3 separate regions of the Mus musculus genome follow, and regions 1 and 2 are each linked to region 3. Evidence: chromatin loops called from intact Hi-C (ENCODE). Cell type or tissue: left cerebral cortex. All regions are shown on one strand.

Region 1 (8,000 bases), 73 kb before region 3:
AGACCTGCGCCCCACACCAGAGGGAATCAATCACCTCAGACTGTCGGCATGCCAGGCTTTGGGGACTCAGACAGCTTTGAGCAACATCCACTTCAACTAAATTCAGAAGAGAACAGGAAGTTCACACTCACCCAGAAGACATCGTAGATGAGAAGCCCTGAGAGAAGCAGGCAGGAAACCTTGAGGCTTGGCAGGCGGACGAAGGCGATCATGGCAACACAGAGACCCATGGCCAGAGCTAGAGTGTACAGGAAGAATGGGATCAGCGTGTGGATGGAGGTCTCTTTCCATAAGCTCTTGACTGGCCAGCCCAGATGCTCTGACAACTGTTTCTACTGGGCAGCCCATCCACCAGGACCTGCTAGGGTGTGAGGTAGGTCACAGCATTCTGCCATACAAGGCTGGACTGCCTGCAGGTCTGCACCCGGGGTCTGTCATCCTCTGCACTCCTGTCTTGACACTCTATTCCTCCGGTCAGAGGATATTACCCTATTAAAAAGCCAATTTAGCTGGCAAGAGTGGTGCACACATTAAGCCTAGCACTCAGGAGGGCAGAGGCAGGCAGATCTCTGAGTTCAAGGCCAGCATGGTCTATAGAGTGAGGCTTTGTCTTAAAAAAAGCTAACTTATTCCTGAGTCTTCTCCCTTCATTCAGACACCATTCCAACAATTCACTGTTTTCTCTATTATATTTTCCCTATCAGTCCATCAATGTAATATCTACAACATTTTAATCTTACGTATTTGCCAACAATCTTCCTTCGATCCGCCTCCCAGTTCTCTGACCTAATTTATACACATGTCCTCTAAGGCCAATTTCTTTCTTTCTTCCTTTCCTTTTCTTTCTTTCTTTTTTTTTTTTAAGATGTATTTATTTTATGTATATGAGTACACTGTTGCTGTCTTCAGACACACCAGAAGAGGGCATCGGATCCCATTACAGATGGTTGTGAGCCACCATGTGGTTGCTGGGAATTGAACTCAGGACCTTCAGAAGAGCAGTCAGTGCTCTTAACTGCTGAGCCATCTCTCCAGCCCTAGGATATACATTCTTTCATTTTAACTGTGCAGAGTTTTAAGTGTGTATGATGCTTCAGGGTTTTAAGCATGTATAGTGATTTTACAATTCTTTTATTACATTTATTTCTTAGGGCATATGTTTAGGTTAAAGGACAACTCGTGGGAGTCAGTTCTCTTTGGCTAATGTGGTCCCCAGGACTGAACTTGGGTTAATCTTCTTTACTCCTTGAGCCACATTACCACATTCAGTGAATCTTAGCTTGTGTCGGTACTCATTCTAAAAGGAGAGATAACTATAGATATAAAATATAATTAGCCAAGTGGTGAGGTGCACACCTTTAATCCCAGTGCTCAGAGGCAGAAGCAGGCGGATCTCTGAACTGAAGGCCAGCCTGGCCTACAGAGCAAGTTCCAGGACAGCCAGGGCTCTACACAGAGAAACCCTGTTTGGAACACACACAGTAAATATAGAAAACCTTTACTAGGGAGAGGCGTCATGCCTGGAAATTTATCTTTAGAAAATCATGTATGCCGTGACACAGCAAGTGCACTTGCCTAGGTGGATCAGAGTGATGCCACATCTATCCCAAGGAGTAGACCTAGCATGTTTATTTTAGGTGTTTAAAAAGACAATGTAAGGACCCAGAAACAGTTAAATGACACACGTACTTCAGAATGCTCTAGAGCTATTTCAGATGTTTCTTTCTACGATGATAGTGGCATATGCTATGACTATAAAGAAGAAGCACACCACAACGTATCATTCAATACATGGGTTCTGCTGGGCGTGGTGGCGCTCGCCTTTAATCCCAGCACTTGGGCGGCAGAGGCAGGCGGATTTCTGAGTTCGAGGCCAGCCTGGTCTACAAAGTGAGTTCCAGGACAGCCAGGGCTATACAGAGAAACCCTGTCTCAAAAAAAACAAAACAAAGCAAAGCAAAACAAAACCATGAGTTCTGCAGATGCCTGCAGAACCAGAAGGGGTGGGAACCTTCAGAGCTGCAGTTACAGGCCGTTGAGAGCTTCCTGACAGAAGTGCCGAGAACTGAACTCAGATCCTCTGCCAAGAGCAGGAAGTGTTCCTACCCACTGAGCCAATTCTACCCAAGTATCTGTTTTTAGCTATTATATTTGTAATATTTATTTCCACTTATATAAAGAAATAGCTACCTGAAAACTTGTCTTAAGCAAAAATGGGGGCAATAACTATGAATGAGTGATAAACTGGCTACAGAGCAGTCTTCTAAGGAAGAACTCGTGAGTAGTTATGGCTGCCTGCCTTAGGAAAGCTCACGGGCACATCCCAGGGCCACGGAGAAACTGCGCTGGTGTAGCATTGGGCACAGGGGCGGGAAGGCCTAGCTGAGTCTGTGAGAACTGTCCACAGCAGGCTTGCACCTCCTTTGCTGGCAGCTCAGCTTCCTTCTGCTCAATCATTATAGGCATATAGAATTGGTATGCGAAGCAAACATTCAGTGGTAATTATAAACTTAAAAGACATAATTTTACTACTGGAGACAAAAAAAAATCTGGATACTAATACTATGCTAGACATTTTTACATGAACTAGTCTTGGCTGAATGATGCTGTCTAGGAAAAACCTTCACTATTCCACAGAGATGATAGCTGTCACTGCCAAGAATGCGGCTTTCCATATGTATACAATACCAAATGTCAGAAGTATGCTTATGACTATTTTGGAAACTTAAGTATTCTATCCTAATTTGAAGCCAAAATTTATTCCATTGTTTTGTTGTATTTTTTTTTAAATTAAAAACTAGGCCAGCAACTCAAAACAGCAATTTTTTTTAATTATCTTTTTTTTTTCTTTGAGAGGGTTTCACTGTGTGGCCCTGGTGCCCTGGTGCCTGTAATTTGCTTCATAGATCAGGTTGACCTTGAACTCACAGAGGTCCTCCTGCTACTGCAATGCTGGACCTAAAAAGCTTGTGTCAGCATGGTCTACAGAATGGGTTCCAGGATAGCCAGCCTACATAGAGAAACTTTGTTTTGGAACAAACACACACATGTGTCACTATGTCTGCTTTAAATAGCAATTGTACCCTACCCCACCCCACCCCACCCCACCCCACCCCACCCAACCCAACCCAACCCAACCCAACCCAACCCAACCCAACCCAACCCGAGCTATGCTAATTCAATATTTGCATGCTGAAAAATGGCAGCAGAATATGAAGCGCCACCGAGTTCTATTACACCACTGTGTTTCTCTGAGAGAGAAGATGTGGAGTTGAAGTACAAACAGTGCAACTATAGCATACATATGCATCAGTATGAGCAGAGGTCTTTGAGTCAGGGCATGCTGTGTCTTCAGAACGAGGCTTTCAGTGAAGGCACATGGTGCTGCAGTACCCGTGCACCTCGCCAAAGCTGTGGTTTCACTGTGTGTTTGATTCTGAACTAACTTTTGCTGTTCACAACTGTTTTTGAAATTTACATATCTGCACTGGTCCCACAGTTGAGGCCGTGAGCTATAAAACCACACGAGGTTCAGCCACAGCCTATGTACGTCATCACTCACCATCCATGAGAAGCCAGTGGCCAGTGAGAACCCAGATGAGGACGAGCATGACAGACAGGGAGAACGACAGCAGCTCGGCAGCAGTGAAACGCCCACAGCAACCGAAGGAAATCCTGGAAAAGACATTGGCTGGACTGAGGGGCACTGAGCGGCACTCAGTGGCTGAGTGACCCCGTGATCAGTGTTCACACTGGCTGGGTCAGAGCAGGGCGATACCTAAGACCCAGGATCCTAGGAGACCCAAGCCTCGTTGGCGTCATCTATGAAATACTCAGGGATTATCCTTTAGCTCCCACATGGGAATGCAGTTCATCTTCTTAATTTACATTTTATCATTACTATCACTGTGTGTGTGTGTGGGGGGGGGGGGGGTATGAGTGGAGGTCAGGTGAGAGCATTGTAAAGTCAGTCTGTCCTTCTACTGGGTAGTCCAAGAATTGAGCTCAGGCAAAGAGGATTAAGTAGACAAGCACTTTTGCCCACTGAACCACTGCACTAAGACTATTATATTTTTAAAGATTTATTTATTATTATATCTAAGTACACTGTAGCTGTCTTCAAATGCACCAGAAGAGGGCATCAGATCTCATTAAGTATGGTTGTGAGGCACCATGTGGTTGCTGGGGTTTGAACTCAGGACCTTCGGAAGAGCAGTCGGTGTTCTTAACCACTGAGCCATCTCTCCTCCAGCCTGACTATTTTTTTTTTAATACTAAGTTATCAACATTGCTGTCTAAAAGTATAATGTAAAAGAATCAGTCTCTGGGAGTTAAATATAAGGCAAATCTTATTTTTTTTTTTTAAAGATTTATTTATTCATTATATGTAAGTACACTGTAGCTGTCTTCAGACACTCCAGAAGAGGGCATCAGATCTCGTTACGGATGGTTGTGAGCCACCATGTGGTTGCTGGGATTTGAACTCTGGAAGAGCAGTCGGGTGCTCTTACCCACTGAGCCATCTCACCAGCCCGGCAAATCTTATTCTTAAGAGAAAAATAAAATCAAGAAAGGAACAGATTCCATTCATTTAGCAATGATGAGATAATATGTGTAAGATGGGGAAATGTACTTGGCCGTCACTAATTTTTGAAAAACCAGATGCCACAAATGATTATTATCCAAGGCCACCTCCATCCATGTCTGTGGAGCAATGGCTCCTGGGGGAAGATGTCAACAATGCAGTGAGCCAAGGCAGCAGTACCTGCAGGCCACCAGAGACCCACGGAGTCTTGAACGCAAGCACTGTTCTGCTCTCCCCACTTCCTTCCTACTCTAGCTGACAGGGAGCAGACGACAGCAGGTGACAGTGATCCCACATGTGAGGGTGTCTGCATTTCCTGTGCCACAGGAGGGAAGGGAGATTCTATCTCCAACTTTAAAAAGGACATATGAACGTCACTCCCCAGTCTCTGGCCAACACCCTTTACTGATACCCTAGAGGGAAAGATCCGAGTACTCACTTGTTCTGAGGTGAGCAGGGCCTTGTTAAATACTGGCACATCGGGAGAAGAAGAAAAGCAAAAGCTATTGTTGCAAGAACTAGGAAAAGAAAATATGTTTCATTAATTTTTTTTCCTTTACCCATTACAGGAAAAAAATGGCATAACTCATAGAAGATGGTTTTCTAATATATTTTTCTTAGCAAGTAGAAAAGTTACCTAAATGATCTTTTTCCCCTATTTGTCTGCTCGTGCTCAAGCTGGGACCCAGGGGCCGTATGTATGAATGTATGTACATACGTACGTAGCACTGAGCTGTGTGCCCAGGAGAGGTCTTTCAATAGTGCATGGATAGCTACATTAAAGACAAAAACAAAAACCTAGCACCTAGTGTGCCATAGATGGGGACAGGGAATGCTGTTCTTTTTTTTTTTTTTTTTTAAGATTTATTTATTAATATATGTAAGTACACTGTAGCTGTCTTCAGACACTCCAGAAGAGGGAGTCAGATCTTGTTGCGGATGGTTTTGAGCCACCATGTGGTTGCTGGGATTTGAACTCTGGACCTTCCGAAGAGCAGTCGGGTGCTCTTACTCACTGAGCCATCTCACCAGCCCGGGAATGCTGTTCTTATTCTCCTGTAACTCAGGAAGAAGGAACTCACAGCAGGCAGAAGACACGCTCTTAAAGTCACCTATCTTTGGATAATATTGTCCCTGTATGTCCATCCTTGCCTAGCCTGGAAATACTGCAAAGCTGGCAGCTGTGATTAGCTGTCAATATTTCTCCCTTTTTGTTTTGTTTTGTTCTTTTTTGAGACAGGGTTTCTCTGTGTAGCCCTGGCTGTCCTGGAACTCACTCTTTAGACCAGGGTGGCCTCAAACTCGGAAATCCGTCTGCCTCTGCCTTCCAAGTGCTGGGATTAAAGGCGTGCGCCACCACAGCCCGGCTTTCAATATTTCTATCTGCAGACGCATTAGTAGAGGATGCTAACAGCCACTGTGACTAACAAGACCTGTGAGTTGTCTGCCAGAAACAAGTCACAACTACTTGGCATCACTAAAGTTCCTGAGTTTTCCAATCCCTGGCTTTCTTGAAGACTCTGGCAACAGATAAAGAACTCACATGGCATGGCACATACATTACAATTTTGATTCCTTTTAGTAAACTTGCAGCTAAATTACCTGCTGTACATATTGTGAAAACGACTTGAACTGAATCAAAGAAGAAGAACATGACGAGGAGAGAGACAGACGCTCCAATCGGGAGGAACAGTGCTTGGGTGGAATCAATGGTCTGGATGCCTGAAGAGGAAAACAGGACACATTAACCCTTACTTCATAATGGCAACATAACACCCACCCCCACCCCCCGCCGCCGCCTTCATAGACTACTGCACAGGCTAAGCACGACATGATGCACTGATGTCACCTAAGAGATCAGAGGTCATATACGTTCTCACAGCCTGAGGTAACAGGTCATCAGAGAAATAACTCAATATGTGGCCAGAAGGGAATTCACTTTACCCCAGAGGGTTTAAGCACTGAAGTGCATTTTTAAACTGTCTTCTTTATTTGCTATGTATGGAGTACTGCCCACATGCAGGTGTGTGTGCACACAGTACCCACAGAAAGTCAAAAGACGGCTCCAGATCCCCTAGACCTAAACTTACCAACAGCTGTTAGCTGCTGTGCATGCGGGTGCTGAGAATCAAACGTTGGAAGAAAAGCCAGTGCTCTTAACTGCCGAGCCATCCTCCCAGCTGCTTGGTGAACTGAAATTGGACCTCAGTTTCTAGGCCTGCCATGACCTCAGTCTTTATCCAGACTCCATGTTCTACAGTGGCCATCCTTGTCCTTCAAGGAACGTGCCTGTGCATTTTACAGTAACTTATGGAACTTAGGGGGTTCCTGGGATTTATATGTGGCTTCCAGGCCCTAAGGCTTTCAACAAGAGAGGCTAAGCTCTTGCTGTCCTCGGTGCCTTCAGTCTGACAGTGACCAAACGCACAGACACCCACCTGTTTGCCCTCTCCAGCCCCTGCCTCCTGAGGGCAGAGATTAAAGGCATGGATCCTACTGACATTGCCCAGCTTCTTGGGAGGGAGTGGTGGTGGTGGTGGTGGTGGTGGTGGTGGTTTGACTTTGAAATTTTAAGGTATCAGAAGGAGATTAAAAAGTCCTGGGACAGAGCAGGACACAGCTCAGTGTTCTCTCTTAATTCTTAGCTGCCCACAGGAATCACTGAGAGAGGTTTTCATTAATTGGAATTACAGTTACTTATTTACTTACTTATTATTTATTCTCTGTGTCTGTATGTGGGTGGAGGTCAGAGGACAGCGTGTGGGGTTGTAGCCTTCTCCCATGTGGGTTCCCAGGCTCAGGAGCCCACGCCATTACCAGCTGAGCCACCCTGCCAGTTCTGAAGAGATCGTCTTAAACATTATACTACTTAGATAATTAAATCTCTAGGGGTTAGGTCTAGCTAAAATTCTACACAGAAATGTTAATTTTGCACCAGGAGCTGAGACCTGTGAGCAGAGTAACTGCAGAGAAGGGAGTATCAGAATCTGGTGGTGGCTGAATGAGGGACCCCGCACCCCACCCTGTGTTCTGTATGCCATAGACCTAATTAATCCTGCTGAGATGTCATATGAAAATTGCCTCACAAGCGATTATAACGAATATTTAAAGTAGAAATCTGTGTTAAGGCTGCAAGTAAATGACCCTTTCGAGATGGAACTTAGGCATCAAGGGTGGAAAATGACAAGGGGACATTTAAAGCTATTGTTAACACTGGGGAGAGCTGACAGTGGTTAAGATTTCACACACTGTTCTTACAAAGGACCTGAGTTCAGTTCACAGTAACCACACCAGGCAGGTCACAACTGCCTGTGTATCTGTAGCTCCAGGGGATCTGATGCACTCTTGTGGCCTTTGTGAGCACTCACACTCTTGTGCCCATACCCTACAATATACACATAATCTTTAAAGTTAA
Region 2 (8,000 bases), 58 kb before region 3:
AACTTATAATTTTGGGTCTTATAGCATTTTGGTATCTAAGTTCAAGAAATTCATGGCTAAAGAATAGACCCAGGCGGGTCCAGGCACAGCCAAACCCACCCTGTAGCTAAGAAATGTCTGCCATAAAAGATAAAAAAGAGAGTGCAGGAACTAGCCAGGGCTATCAGGACGGACCAAATGGCCATCTGGCAGGATGGCGCCTCCCGGGCGGCGCCTCCCTATAGCCCACCATAAATCATACATTGACCAGGTGTCCTGCTGACCTCGAGAAGTCCAAGCCCTTGTGTCTCCCTATACCTTAGCTGGCACGTACTGCCCTGTTAATTTGTAATCACCCCGCCGACATTTAAATAAGCCAATCATGTGTAACCGCGCAAATTCTTTCGGCTCCCCCCTTTTGGTTTATGGTTTATGCCTTTATAAGCCTGTAAAAAGTTTGGGCCGGGGTCGAACTCCTCTGCCCCCTGCACGGTGCATGAGTTTCAACCCCAGCATGCTGGCTTGAGCGCTCCTTTGTTGTTTGTGTGTTTGTATGCCATTAAAGCCTCGTGTACTTACAGCGAGTTCAGTCTCTGAGTCCTACTGGGTGTGTGCGCCTTCCCTGGGTCTTTCACAACCACACACTTGCTTTTTGAGTTTAGCCTCGGAGAAGGAAATTTCTGTTGTCTAAGCCATCTATACTACAACATATTTTGCTATGGTAGTCCGAGCTAACAGAGTACAGATCATGTGTTATATATTCCAACTTGTTTCATATCTCTGATATGGCCAATATTAGCAAATATCTTAACATATGTTAAATAAAGAACCTGTTTTGTTGTTGAGGCACTTCACAAATGACAGGCTGAACTGATAGAGGATTGGTTAAGTGGGGCTTGTTGGGATCGCTCAGTCAACAGTGCTGTGCAACCCTGAGTTTGGATCCCTAGCGACCATGCCAAGAGCAGGGTATGATGGCACACGTCTGTACTTCAGTACTTGGGGAAAGGACAGCATTTAGGTCAGCCAATCTAGCCCAATTGAGGATCTCAAGTTCACTGGATACAGACCTAGGAAGACAGCAGTCCTCTGGCTTGTCCACGCAGGTGCACATACAATATAAGCACACAAGGACATCAGTCACGTCCATTGTAATAACGCTCATTTTCTTTCTGCTTGCTTTGCTCCATTATGGAATGAAGGACACTGCCTCTTAAAATTGTATTTGTGGGCTCTGCTTCCCTCTCTGTCTACAGTTTTTGCTTCATGGAATGTAAAGATCTTTGATTATATGACAGGCATCTTAGAGGCCCAGAGAGATGACTCAGCAGCTGAGACTGCTGCCAAGTCCTAGTTCCTGGATCCTATGTGGTGGAGTAAGAGAACTGGTTCCTCCAACTTGTACACACACATGAGAGGGAGGGGAGGGGGAGAGAGAGGGAGAGCGCGCAAGCGAGAGAGCGAATGTGCGTAATAATAATCATCAACAAACCTAGGCTCTTCAGCTGTCTGATTCTAACAAACTCTCACCAGCTCTGCTTGCATACACTTGGGGTCACACATTTACTTTTAGGCAGAGGAGGATGCTCGGCAGGATTTGCCTTAACTGCCTCTTGGCAGTTGGCCCTAGAGGACAAATTGTCATTTCTCACTTCCAATTAGGTCTACAACAACAAAACACCTAGAGACCAAAGGCCTGCATTCAAGTTTCAAACTAAAGCCTCTACCATGACAAGCGTGGTGGTAATTTTCAGTGTATTATCCATTCCTTTGTCCCCTCAGTGTTCATTAGTCTCATGACAGAGCTCATCATTTGATGGCACAGGTCTAGACTGGTTGGAGTGTTTAGGAATGTGTTGCAGCCAATGGAACACAAAGACTGGTTCTTCCCTGTGGGTGCGCATTAGGAAAACATGCACTAACCTGAGTTTTCTGACCCACTTAATGAACATAATATTGGTAAGTACAGCTGTGCAGCCGTGCTGCCTCTCTGACCTTGTGGCAGCTGGGGAACTTTAGAAGAACCCTTACTCACATCTCTGCCTGGGCTAGCTTCTACCCTTCCTCTGGGCTGGAAAGCTGCCAGCTGTCTTTTGATCTTACTTGAGGCATGGATGTTACACACAGCCGACATATCTCAGAAGGTAGAGGAAAAGAGCCTGGTGCTGAGGTCAGTGCTAGCCAGCATTTAACTCTTCCAAGTCATTATTAGCTGAGGGCTATTAAAACTCTACTTTTAGCACAGGCCTTTAATTTCAGCACTCAGGAGACAGAGGCAGTTGGATCTGAGTTCAAGATTAGGTTCCAAGACAACCAACCAGGGCTATGCAGAGAAACTCTGGAAGAAACCCCCAAAAAGCCAAAGAGATGACTTAGCAGTTGAAGCTCTTGTGTTCAGTTTCTAGTGTCTATTGTGGGGGTGGGGGTAGTGTGTGTGTGTGGTGGCTGATAACAACCTGTAACTACAACTCCTCTGGATTTGACCTGTTTTTCTCCACTCTGTTGGAGACATGTGGGCGGGCGGGCGGGCGGGCGGGAGGGCACGCACGCGCACACACATACACACACTCTTTTTAAAGAATATTTTTTTTAAAGATTTTTATTATTTATTTATTTTATGTATGTGAGAACATGGTAGCTGTAGAGGTGATTGTGAGCCTTCATGTGGTTGTCAGGGTTGAATTTTTAGAACCTCTGCTCGCTCTGGTCAGTCCCACTCGCTCAGTCCTTGCTCTGGCCCAAAGATTCATTTATTATTATTAGCTGACTTCTGATATACCAGAAGAGGGCATCAGATCTCATCATGGGTGGTTGTGAGCCACCATGTGGTTGCTGGGATTTGAACTCAGGACCTTCGGAAGAGCAGTCAGTGCTCTTAGCTGTTGAGCCATCTTGCCAGCCTGAATATTTTCAAATAAACTGACCAAGCAAGGCAAGCACATTTTATCTTAGCTGAGGTGCTATGGAGGCAGTCACCTTCCCATGCCCCGCCCCAAGACAGAGTTCCTCTGTATAGACCAGGCTGGCCTTAATTCTGCCTGCCTCTGCCTCCTGATGCTGGGAGGTCTTATTTTCCAACTTTACATTGTTCCATCACTGGGCCTGGGTTGGGATCTAGTCACAGCCTGTACACTTGCACAGCTGACAGCAGACTTCAGCTGTTTAAATACTGCCTTTGTGGGAAGACTTCTGTCTTAGGTACCAGGATGGCTGTGAATTGTGGAATTTTATCCTAACTTACCTGGTAACTTATTAACTCTGCAGACAGCCCAGTGCTTGGCTAGCCATTGATCAGTCTATTCTGTCTGCAGAGATGACCCCCCGCCATCACCCCAGCCCTGTCTCACCACCTTAATCTTATTTCTGCTCTACAACATGATATGATGCCTTTACATCAAGATGTTATTACTACACACTCCATTCAAACCGTACCCTGGCTATTTGCTTAACAAAGAGCACATTTGGGTTACTGAAATGAATGTTTAAATGAGCAATGTGGGCTATGAGAACGCTTAGCAGGTCAAAAGCTTATGAGTCTTATCCACACAAATATGAAGGGAGACAATCAACTCTACTAAGAGGTCTTCCACATTTGCCACAAACAGAATTACTCACATACAAATGCATAAACAAGACGGAAGTAAAAAATGATCAACAGAAAGAGGCAAGCACGTATCCAAAATCCCTGCAGCTGGAGGCCGAGGCAAGAGAATTCCCCAAGTTTGCATCAAAAGTGTGAACCAGCCAGGGTTATGTGGTGAGATCCTGTCTTAAAAAAAAGACCTAGACCAATGTTTTCATTTCTACTGATACCAACTATGACTCAAGAGAAGCAGCAGTAGGTCAAGCTTCCAGAGGGGAATGAATATGCAACCAGTGATGCACACAGTCAGCATTCACGATGAAGACACAGGAAATGGCCAGTCTGAGGACAGCCTGGGCTAGACAGCAAAGAAACCCTGTGTGTTTGTTTGTTATTTTATCCTATCCCTCTTCAAAATCATTGAGTGTATTGTGCTCTGACAGTAATATCACTCTCTACCTATGTGGGACTGAATGGTATACTCACAAGATTCCTATCTGCAGTTTTAACCACAGGACCTGAACATGTAAGTGTATTTGCAAACAGTTTTTAAAGAGGTATTATAGGTAAGATAGTTCTTTCTTCTACTCCTCTTAGGGTATCACTGTGCAGGCTTTAGCCTGGTCTAGCAAGCTGGTGTTGAACTCCCAGGTACACCTGCCTCTGCACTGAAAGTGCTAGGACCGAAGGTGTGCACTACCACACCTAGCTTAAAATGCTATTGAGGGAAATAGATAAGCAGATGTGGGCAAGGGAAAGGGAGAGACAGATGGACCTTCCGTCTGCACGGTCAGGAGAGAAGGACCAGTGAAGGCACCATCTACATGTGAAGACCAAACCCACAGGCCAAGGAGAGGAGTCTGGATAAAGCCCATCCTGCTGATATCTTAAAGTTCTCTGCTGTCTAAGCAGCTCAGAGCTGCTGAGTCACCATCTCACCGCAGCTGCCTGACCTTTACCTACTTCCTAAACAAGGAAAAGTAACTGAGGGGTAATCACAATACAAAATATGCAAAATGATGATGATGGCGGCGGCGACGATGATACAAAGCAAGAGGCCCTAGAACCTTTATCCTCTATGAATAAATACATTTACTATAGCTCTCCCGGCCTCCCCCACCTCCGTGTGTGTGTGTGTGGGGGGGGGGTGTACGCTGTATGCAGGAATATACACCCATGTGAGCATCTGTGGAGGCATTTTTGAGACAGGATCTATTACTGGATCAGACTGTCTGGGCTAAGCTGGCTGAATCTGTATTTTTCCATCACCTAACCCTAGTGTTACTGTAGCCACATGCAGTTCTACATGTGTGTGGGAGATGTGAACTCAGATCCTTCTGTTTTCATAGCAAGGGGTCTTTCCCACTGAGCCATCTTCTTCTTTTTTTTCTTTTTCTTTTTTTCTTTTTTTGTTTTTTTTTTTTTGAGACCGGGTTTCTTTGTGTAGCCTTGGCTGTCCTGGGACTCACTCTATAGCCCAGGTTGGCCTTGAACTCAGAAATCTGCCTTCCTCTGCCTCCCAAGTGCTGGGATTAAAAGCGTGCACCACCATGCCAAGCTCCACTGCGCCATCTTTAAAGAAGGACTAACACAGTGCACACAGTTTTTCATGCACTAGTGTGCTAAGGATAGGTTTCAGAGCACCACATAAACTCAGCTACTGCAGCCTCTCCTCCCATCTGATGTCTGCTTTAGATGAGCTGTACACATGCTGCCATATTCCAGACAGGTTATCAAGTCAGCAGCCTTTTACATGACACCGTGGTGGTATGCTGAGCTGGACGGAGTTCAAGTCAACTAATTAGTGTCAAATACCACACTTCATGCCATGTACAAGAGTCTATCATGACACGATAGCAGGAAGTTGTTCAACACACTCTCAATGTCTTAGTAAGGCTTTATTTAGGGTTTGTGCTTTTTGTAAGAAAGGAATAGAATGGTATTCAGCTAAGGTAGGGAAGATGCCTCAGTCAGCACAGCACACAAGCAGGAGGCCCAGAGCACAGCCAGATGCAGCGGCACAGTGTAGAACCCAGTGCTGGTTGCACACAGGAGGATCCTTAGTGCTGACGTCAGTCAGCCTACTTGACCCAGTGAACCCCAGGCTCAGTGAGGGACATCATTTCACAAAGTAAGGTTTGGAGGGCTGTTGAGGAGGACGCTACCGTTATGCACACCCACACAAACATGCACAGGCATCACATACATAAGCCAAAATGAATAATTTAATAAACCCTCAAAATCAGGGTATTATACATGGTTGGCAAGTCAAGTGTTCTAAATTCAGCTACATCCTCACTCTTTTATCTATCTATCTATCTATCTATCTATCTATCTATCTATCTATCTATCTATTTATGGTTTTTCGAGACAGGGTTTCTCTGTATACCCCTGGCTGTCCTGGAACTTACTTCGTAGACCAGGCTGGCCTCAAAACATCCTCACTCTATGAACAGAACTCAACTTACTCTTTAGATTCAAAGGTTTTCCTGAGCAGAGACCTAGGGCTGCTTTGCAAACCCTGCACTGTGTGCAGTAGACAAGGAGAGCTTGGGCTTGCCCAAGGCTGCCTTAGGTCTGACAGAATGTGCTGAACAGTTAGGACACAGAGTCTGTATTCAGTCGACAACCATGCTGTGTCTAAGACCTAGGTCAGGAATAACAGAGGGGTCAACAGCCAGACGGTGAGGTGGCCTCCGACCATACATACGCTGGAGCATTTTACACTCAAGGGTGCTGTGAGTCTCATTCGGGAGCTCCAGGAGAAGAGCTGTGAAACTGCGTTCGTGTGCACTCCCCACATCCACACATAGTCCCCACATGTCTCTCTAAATCCACCACTGGGGCTTCACTCAGAGATATTTAACAAGCTCTCTAAAACTATAAAATAAAAAGACTTTGAATGGGTATTCTAGCAGACTCAGTAAGATATTAACAAAGAAACTTTAAGAAAGCAGAGACAGTGGCACCCAGCCTTCCTGATGCTGCCACCCTTTAACACAGCTCCTCATGCTGTGGTGACCCCAACCACAACATTATTTCACTGCTACTTCATAATTGTAATTTTGCTACTGTTATAAGTTGCAATGTAAATATTTCTGGAGAAAGAGGTTTTCCGAAGGGGTGGTGTGCCACAGGTAATAGAGGGATATTTTATAAAGGTCAGTCCATCAGGAAACATACGAACTATAAATATATAGAAAATAAAAAGAAAAATTCAGAGACTTAAATGTGGAACGTTCTGCAAGCACTTATCTGATAAAGGCATCTTCATAGTATGTGAAGGACTCTTAAATTCAACACTAAGAAAATAAAAATAGAGATAGAGAGAGGGGTGGGGGGAGAAGGAGAGAGAGAGGGGTGGGGGGAGAAGGAGAGGAAGAGGGGGAGAGAGAGAGGCTCAGAATAAGTATGGCATGCTCATGGCTCTACACTTGACCCTCAGAGCTGGGGGTGGGGGGAAGGGCAGGGGATTCTCAACAGACATTTCACCAAAGACTCTACATGATGACAGATAAACACATGAAAAGAGCTGGACACCATAAGCCACGAGGAAACACCAATCAACGTCATAATGAGACACCACCTATACCCACTAGATTAAGAGAGGAAGGGGGGTGACAATGACATTGACTCTGGACTGAGACAGAATCCCAGCATTAGCTCAGTTTCCGGCTGTGTGGTCAGCACTAACACCCTTACAACAGTGTTTGCTATGTGGCGACATGCAAGTCACACATCTTCTTACATGTTACTCATTGGATCAATAGATCTATTTTTCTATTTTTAAAGACAGGGTTTCTCTGTGTAGCACTGGATGCTCTTGAACTCAAGGATCCAACTGCCTCTGCCTCTCAAGTGCTGAGATTAAAGGTGTGCAACACTACTGCCCATCTGGACAAATACATTTCTAAAATGTGACACAGACACACATGCTTTATTTAGCATAAAAAATGAAATGACAGCCGGGCACTGGTGGCACATGCCTTTAATCCCAGCACTTGGGGGGCAGGGGCAGGCGAATTTCTGAGTTAGAGGCCAACCTGGTCTACAGTGTGAGTTCCAGGACAGCCAGAGCTACACAGAGAAATCCTGTCTGGAAAAACAAAACAAAACAAAACAACAAAAACAACAACAAAAGAAAGGGCATCATTACATAAACCAGGCAGAAGTGGAAATCTCCATGCTGGGCACAGTCACCCAACAGAGACATGCCTCCTTACGCACTGAGTCCAAACTGGACAGCAGTGACACCAAGAAGAAAAACACACAAGCAGAAAAGGACTGTCTGGGAGAGGACGAGAGCCCACGGGGCGGGAGGAATAGGAATGTGTTTGTGCGTGACTGTGGTGAAACAATGATACACAGGTATGGAAGTCATAGCAGAGCTTATGATATACCTTATCATATAGTAAAAATGAAGAAAACAGGGGCTGGG
Region 3 (8,000 bases):
ATGTTGCAGGAAGATGGCCTTCTCCCTACAGAAACAGTAAGCCAAGCACAACCATTAGCAGGTTCAAGTGCAATCCTACACAAAGATTGCATTGATTTCAAGTGCCAAGTTCAGGCTTCTCACAGTACTTACACTGAAACAACTACTCATAAGTACACACTGGGCAAGTGTTTCCCTTCAACTTTCAGTTCGTGTGTTTGCATGCATTCTTTTACTTCCTCAGAGTAAAAAGGACGGTTAATTCATGAGGCTTTCGGGAGGCTGGGATGCACTCAGTAGGTGACTACTTGCATAATGTGAGTGAGTAAAGCCCTGGGTCTGAACCCCCCCCCCCCCCAGCACTAGGGGAACCCATGTGGCAGCATTGCCCATGATCCCAGCACGGAAGAGGAGGTGCAGAAAGGTCAGGAGTATAAAGCCATTCTCAGGCCAGCCTTAAACTTGGAGCAACCTGTGTCCCAAAAAAAGAAAGAAAGAAAGAAAGAAAGAAAGAAAGAAAGAAAGAAAGAAAGAAAGAAAGAAAGAAAGAAAGAAAGATGGAAAGAGAGAAAGAAAAGAAAAAGCCCAAAACAACAAAACAAACAAATAAAAACCAAAGGCTAACCAAAACAAATAGAAAAAAGAAGATCCTGGCATCCTTCCAAACTTCAAGAGGGAGCAGTGTTGCTGGCTTGTTGTCCAGCATCCAAAAGATAAGCAGGTAGCTGACCTAGTGATTACAAGGTCGGCTTGAAATCATGTGTTCCAGGTCAGCTTGGATGCCACAGTGGGCCTTGTCTCAGAAGACTAAACAAAGTATGACACCATATTGTAAATATGATGGGACATCAGGAAACCTAGTAGACAGGAATCCTGCAGTAGCCCCTGTCATACTCACCACACAGGGTTTCCTGGACAAAAGCTGTGTGCCAGACACTGTGTTAGGCACTAGAAGAGGCTAAAGGGCAGGTGTACCACAGCCCTCTCTCTCAAAGGACAGTGACCAGGCTCAGGATTTACATAACAAGTGGAAGAGGTGATGCAGACAGGACCACAAGTACTAAAAATAACAAGACTGCCTTCAGGAATGGGCAGAACACACTTCAGATAGATGGAGCTTGAGCTAGACCTTTGAGTGACAAAATTTTCTAGGAAATGAACATGTACAAGAAATCAGAACCACATGATCTTATAGGTAGGGTCCATTTTTTTTAATATTACAAAAAAGTTAAATATGTACAAGTCAACAGAATAAAATAACAAACTTGTGAGCTCATCACAGTATTGACCAATCCCAGCAATCTTGCTTTATATGTAACTTACATGTCAGAGGCTATAACATAAGCCTATTTTTAAATACTACATCCCTTCTGGGATTTGTTCTCAGATAAAACTACATTCTTCCTAAATGCAGAATACAAATAATCACACTTGATTCTGTTTTTAAAGTATCATTTTTATATATATCTATAAAACCCAAGTGAAGGGCTGGAGAGATGTGGCTCAGCGGTTAAGAGCACTGACTGCTCTTCCAAAGGTCCTGCCTGAGTTCAAATCCCAGCAACCACATGGTAGCTCACAACCACCCATAATGATATCTGATGCTCCCTTCTGGTGTGTCTGAAGACAGCTACAGTGTACTTACATATAATAATAAATAAGTCTAAAAAAAACAAGTGAAGAATGACCAAAAAAATCCAAACTTCAGCTTCCATATATGTCCAGAATAGCTCTTGCATTCTGATATTTCTGTGAGAATAGGTGAAGCAGAGAGTTCACAAAGCATCATGGGCCACATACTCAGGACACATCACTTGGCCTCCTGAGCCTGTGTCCTCCTCTGAAATACGGAAGATTTCCCCTCCTTAGAGACATGTGAGAACTATCTGCCAAATACTGTGTGTTTAGTTCTTGTGCCCTGGTTGACTTGGAAGAACCAGAAAACAGGGTAGGGGCCGAGCTTCCCAGCCCTCTCCCCTGTGCACCATCCTTCCTCAGGACACTGTGGACTCTGCTCCTGAAAACAAGCTGGAAAGGAGGGGCTGAGGGTCCTGATGGCAAGGCACTCACTCGATTGCTTCCTTTATTCCATCAAATAAAGTCAAGACCCAAGGGAGTGTTTCAAGAGAGTTTATCATATAAATGATCAGCCTCCACAAAGTAGTCTCTTTACCTAGCCCACAAGCACCACACAAGCTGTAGGTGGCCTACCTACCCATTAAGGCACTTTCACCTTCAATGTTACACACAGGACATCACTCTGTGGCTCCAAACTGGGGCTGCGAATGTGTGTTGCACACAGCACTTTCCCCAGTTCCTCATCACTGGTATTTTTTTTTCAACCAATCCATATTCTTTTTACAGTACAGTTCAAAACCAAACCAAACCAACAAGGCAGCCATGAGGATTCACAGAGGAGTCCTCGTGGGGCAGGACAAGCAAGCTCTAGGTGTTGCCAGTGCCCATGGCAGCACCAACATTACCTAGTCCATCTGCAGGTAAGAAACTGAATCCCACCTGCCATTGAGATGCCCCTCCCTCACTGCTGCTCACAACTATTAGTCTGTCCTTTTAAACCACAACTGGAGCCACCAAAACCCAACTTTTCTTTTAGTTATTTCCTCTCAACTTCCCAGTTACCTTCTTTTTCAGATTGTGCATACATCGCTGCCGTTTGCATTACTAAAGCATGTTCGATCACTAACCCTCCATCAGGACACAGTGAGCTCCCGACTTAGCATAACCATCCCTTGTTTTCGTGTATAACCCGGCTCTTTTACTGTCTCCCTATGGTAGTTACAGCTCACTTACGCTCCCAACACTTGACAGTTTGCCCCGTGCTTTGGGAAGGTAGCCACACAATCTGTACAGGTTAGGGAAAAGGCAATTCTGGTACTTAAAGGTTTAGGGTCAAGGAATGAAGAACTAACTCACTTTTCCGAAGGTAGCCACACAATCTGTACAGGTTAGGGAAAAGGCAATTCTGGTACTTAAAGGTTTAGGGTCCAGGAATGAAGAACTAACTCACTTTTCCAATTACAAAACGAAGCGGACCTTCAACCCCACTCTTCGGAAAAGTCGACAGTTCTGGTACCAAGCCACAAGTGCTTGAAACCATCTCCGATCTCTTAGGCTGCAGCGACCAGGTTCCCCGCCCGCCCGGTACCTACCACCAACCCACCCATCTCCTGTTTTCTCACCCTCAAGCCACAGCTCAACTACACCATTCCCACTCGCCCCCGGTACAACCAACCTCCTTCCGCGGCAAACACTCCACGCCTCTGCCCTTCTCACCTCTTTCCCCCCAAACTTGGACGCATCTGTCACCTCCCCCCTGTAAATCACAAGTGTGTGTGCCTCAGCCCTAAACACGCTGCTAAAAAAAGTCCCACAGGCAGGGGGACTCAACCTGGACGGACACACACACACATTCCCGTGATCGAGCCCTCCACCCCCAGAACACCGGCCAGCACTCTTCGAATCCCCAGAGCAGAGTACCAACCCCTTTACAAAGACTACCCATGACCCCGCTGCTACCGACGACTTCCTTTACAGAATGTGGCCATCCTGGAACAAGACTCCCCCTCTCCGCTGTGCCAGGGCTCGATCACGGGGCCGCAGGGCCTCTGCCCACCGCGGAAGCGGTCGCTCCCGCCCTCACTACTTGCAAGTTGTGCCTCTTACCACCTGTTCTCGCCGAGAGTGGGGTACACCTTCGCCCGGGCCCGTTCTCTGCCCACCCTTCTCCAGCTTCCCCCCTGGCCCGCCAGCACCCGCGCCAGTCGGTTCCGCTGCGCGGCTCGAATGACCGCCCCTCCCCCGGGCTCGGAGGACGCCCAGCGGCCCGCACCCCGAGCCCCGCGAGCACCTGCGGCCCGGCCCGGCCCGGCCTCCTCGTCCCCAAAAGCCCGCACTCACCACGAATAGGTCTGTTCCGCCATGGTGCTGCCTCTCGGGGGCTCCGCGGCTCGCTCGGCCGGCGGCAGAGGGCGCGGCCGGGGGCCCCGGCGGCTCGCTCCTTCACTCGCTCGCACGGAGGACAGGCAGTCGGGCTCCGACAGACTCCGACGGGCCCCGCTCCCTGGGCCCCGGAGCGGGCGCGGGCCCCGGGCTCCGCGCTCGGCCTCGTCAGCCGCGGCGGCGGCGGCGGCTCCGCTGCGGCTCCAAACCCAACATGGCGGCGGCGGCGGCGGCGCGGAGAACAAGGGCCCCGAAACGGTGGCTCGGGCCCGCGCTCAGTGCGCGCCGGGCCGCGGGAGCGCCGCGCTCGGGCGGCGGCGGCGGCGGCCGGGGGACATGGCCGGCGGCGGCGGCGGCAGCGGCGGCAGCAACGGCTGAGGGGGGCGCTAGGCGGTGAGGCGAGGCCGCTCGAAGCACACCCGCCCGCCGAGGGAGGAGGGAGCGAGCGAGCGGGCGGGGGCGAGCCCGGGCCGCTGGTCACGTGCCCAAAACACGCTCACGTGACCCCGGCGCCCCGCCCCCTCGCGCGCGCTGCCCATGCGCGGAGCGCTCAGCCCAGGTCGGCTCGGGGCTACGGTTAGCTGCAGCGGCCGCCGCGCGCTAGGCCCCTTGGGCGCGCAGTGGTCCTCCCCGGTGCGCGGCGGTTGACTGCCACTCAGCTGTCAACCTTCCATCATCCACCGTCGGCTGTCCCTGGGTCCTCAGCTGCCAGTCAACTGTCAAAATGCGGACAGAGCGCTGCATTCGGGTTCCCGCGCTGCGCGGTCCCCCTCCTTGGTTTCTGCAAACGTCCCTTCGCGGCGCCTGGTGCCAAGTCAAATGCTACCATGCTCGTCTTCATAGAAGCGATCAGCGGGGTCCTTGTTGGGTGCCAGCTAGGCGTCAGCGCCTTCACCTAGGCCCTTGTCCTTACATGCATATTCTCAGGGAAGAGACATAGGTGGTTCGAGCTGGCTAAAGCACGAAGATTATTTCAGAGTCATGGGGCTATTAATAATGGAGAGCAATTAATAGAGACTAAAGGAAGGGTGCAGGCTACTTTGATAGGGTGAATGGGCATAACTCAGTTGTTAGAGCGTTGTGTGTGACCATGTGTTAGGAAAAAAAATTTAAAAACCCAGGCCTAGTGGTGCGTGCCTTTAATCCCAGCAAAGGCAGGCAGATCTCTAAGAGTTTGCGGCCAGCCTGGTCTACATAGTGAGTTCCAGGCCAGCCAAGAATACATAGAGAGACTCTATAATGAGTTAATGAAAGACAGGGAGAAACGTGAAGAAGCATATAGCAAGAGATGAGGAAACATATTTAAGCTACACAGTGTATGTTTCTGACCACATGACATTCTGGAAAAATGACTATGGAAACAGCAAAAAGTTCACTGGTTATCAGGCTGAAGGGACACGTGGAGGATTTTTAAAGCAACAAAACTAGACCACGAGACACTGTACTCCCAGAACTGTAGTAGGTGGGCCTTGGGGGGAGGGGTGTATACTGAGCAATAGATCAAGGTCATCCTCAGATATGCAGAGAATTTGACTTACAGACTTTGGCACAAAGTTTAAAGCCAGCCTGAGCTAATGAAATCTTGAAAGAAGAAAGAAAGAAGAAGAAGAAAGAAAGCTGTGGTGGACCAGAGACCAACCTCAGGAACGTAGGCCTGAGGTAAAGACAGGATGGTACAATGAACTGAACCCCCTCCCCAAAGGCATTGGAGAACATTTTCTCAGGCAGGAGTGAGACATCCTCAGACCACAAGAGGCTTACCAACAGAAAAATCATTTTGCCAAGAGAGCGGCAGAGAGCAAGACCCAGTAATGGGAATTTCTGGGCTGAGCTTGGAACCAGGCAGGAATGAACAGTTTATGCCACAGGTTGTTGGACAAAGACACTAAAATGATGGGTGGAGACCATGCTCTGAAGGCCTCCCTAGGCCTCCCGCTCAGTCACTATGCTTGTGAATGGAAAGATGAGGTTTGGGGGCCATGCTTGGCTAACGAACACAGTACGCTTCCCAGAAACCCTATCTCTTTCTCCCTTTGCAGAGCAAGTCTCCAGTACCTGCCCATTCAGGATCCTCTCCGGCTCGCCCATCATTAAGCCAGGCTCTGACTCTTTTAGTTTCCCAGGGCCTGCCCAGGCTTACAGGGAATGCCACACCCTGACTCTGTCACCGGAGAGGTCAGTTGGCCACTGCCCTATATACAGGTTCTGTTTGCTTGTTCTCCAGGGGGAAAGGAAGCCTTTCGTGAAAAGGCCAAGTTCACTATTCCCACATACCTTCCGCCTTCCTCTCCCCCCACTCCCACCCCACCCCCGCCACATTCCAGGTGCTGGGACCAGCCAGGTTCTAGGTGGCCCCCTCCTTAGTATCACCAGAGAGGCCAAGAAAAGGTGTCAGAGAGGGTTTAACCCAAGGTCTCAATAAAACCACCTTTTTCTAGCTAGAAAGGTATCAGCCTTCAAACCTCTGCCCAACCCAAACCCCTGGTGTCCTGGGGAGATGAAACAGTGAAGCCCAAATTCTTTTCTTTCTCTTTCTTTCTTTCTTTTTCTTTTTTTTTTTTTTTTTTTTTTTTTTGGTTTTTTTTTTGGTTTTTCAAGACAGGGTTTCAAACCAAAAAAAAAAAAAAAAAAGGTAAAAGCCGGGTGTGGTGGCGCACACCTTTAATTCCAGCACTCGGGAGGCAGAGGCAGGAGGATTTCTGAGTTCGAGGCCAGCCTGGTCTACGAGTGAGTTCCAGGACAGCCAGGGCTACACAGAGAAACCCTGTCTCAAAAAAAACAAAAAAAAAGAAAGAAATCCGCCTGCCTCTGCCTCCCGAGTGCTGGGATTAAAGGCGAGTGCCACCACGCCCGGGGCGAAGCCCAAATTCTTGACATTTGCAGAAGCCTTAACAATTCTAGGTACTTCTGCAAAAAAGCCAGTTGTGACCTTAAGCGTGACACAGTCACTCTGAGTCTCCAAGCGGAGTGACTGGGGTTTCAGATCCCATGGGAAAGGCCTGAAGCCATAACCAGGTGTGGCTATGGGAGGTGCCAGAACTTTCTCAAGGGAGTTGGGAACAAAACAGACCAGACAAGTAGCTAACAAAACAGAAATGACAAGCAGGCGCCTCTGGGCAATTCTCTTAGGCTTGAGTCGCAGTGAGTCACAGAAGATTAGGCCAAGTGAGTAGTCTGAGGAGAGTGGAGCTGAAGTGACCGAGATAACAAACCCAACGCCTCCCTAGAACAGAAGACTCTGCGCTAACCAGAAGCTCCCAAAATGGTTCCCAGGAAAACACACAGAGCCTATGACAAGAACCAAATTGCCCTAGGTGGGGCTGGGAAGGTCTCCCAGGCCCCAGAAACCCCGTGTGCACGGTCCCTAGAGATGAAGACAAAGCCCAGAGCCTGGTGGCTCAGGCATCGAAGGCTAAGCCTGTCAGGATGCAGGAGGCATCTCCAGGTCACCATCAAGAGCACCACAGACTTGTGGTCTTCTGGAAAGGCCAGACCGGAATGAACTGGAGCCCTAGCATTGGTTGGAAGTCAAAGAGTGACTTTCAGTGCCCGTGCCAGAGACACTCAGCTCTAAGCTGGAGCAGCCCCAGGTGTATCTCCAACACTCTGAGCTTTGGCCAGGAGTCAGGTGTGTTTGGCAAGGCTTCAGGTGTTGGCTGCCCGCCCCCCCAGGAGGGGCACTCTGATCTCCACCAACTCCACCCCACCCCTCCCAAGATGAGAGGGCCATAGCTTGTGTAATATTTGTTGAAAGAGAGCATGAAAGCGCCTCTAATTATCCCCATGGTAATTATAGGTTCTACCCACTGAACATGTTCAAAGGAGCCTTGGAGAGCCTCCCAGGACCCATCATCCGCCTCAGGCACAGACTCCGGGGAGAGCCTCCCAGGACCCATCATCCGCCTCAGGCACAGACTCCGGGGAGCAGGCATTGCCAGGCCCGGCTTAAGCATGCTCTCATCCTCAGAGCCAGTATCTCACTTGTGTCTTCTCCCTGACACCGCACCAATAGGCAGGGGTAGTCGGTCTTCCCCAGACACCTGGTGCCCATGTCTTCTCTT

What was found. Hi-C counts contacts between places; a loop is a spot of excess contacts. Peaks named below come from ENCODE experiments on the same cell type or tissue, not always from the same donor. Only the 100,000 strongest peaks of a DNase experiment are listed, where the experiment ranks them.
Region 1: a loop joins it to region 3, with 2.3 times the contacts of the local background. A loop is called at or near these places in 10 of 42 quality-filtered maps.
Region 2: a loop joins it to region 3, with 2.4 times the contacts of the local background. A loop is called at or near these places in 12 of 42 quality-filtered maps.

Annotation. Positions count from the first base shown.
Region 1 is chr5:115,080,528-115,088,527 of GRCm38, reverse strand. It overlaps Sppl3 (signal peptide peptidase 3), which reads right to left. Exons shown (of 11, transcript NM_029012.2): 4 at 6,188-6,307; 5 at 5,025-5,103; 6 at 3,563-3,675; 7 at 132-238. Among named protein-coding and RNA genes, the nearest start is that of Rpl37rt, 23 kb to the left of the region's middle. In left cerebral cortex, CTCF peaks have their summits at 902 (motif pointing right) and 4,116 (motif pointing right); no DNase peak of the experiment used is centred here.
Region 2 is chr5:115,065,644-115,073,643 of GRCm38, reverse strand. The region is part of intron 2 of Sppl3 (signal peptide peptidase 3); the gene reads right to left. Among named protein-coding and RNA genes, the nearest start is that of Rpl37rt, 38 kb to the left of the region's middle. In left cerebral cortex, no CTCF peak of the experiment used is centred here; DNase peaks (open chromatin) are centred at 1,316 and 4,727; H3K27ac peaks cover 641 bases.
Region 3 is chr5:115,007,513-115,015,512 of GRCm38, reverse strand. Sppl3 (signal peptide peptidase 3) reads right to left here and starts at 3,989. Exons shown (of 11, transcript NM_029012.2): 1 at 3,898-3,989. The coding sequence starts at 3,920. In left cerebral cortex, no CTCF peak of the experiment used is centred here; DNase peaks (open chromatin) are centred at 3,299, 3,550, 3,711 and 4,445; H3K4me3 peaks cover 2,729 bases; H3K27ac peaks cover 1,227 bases.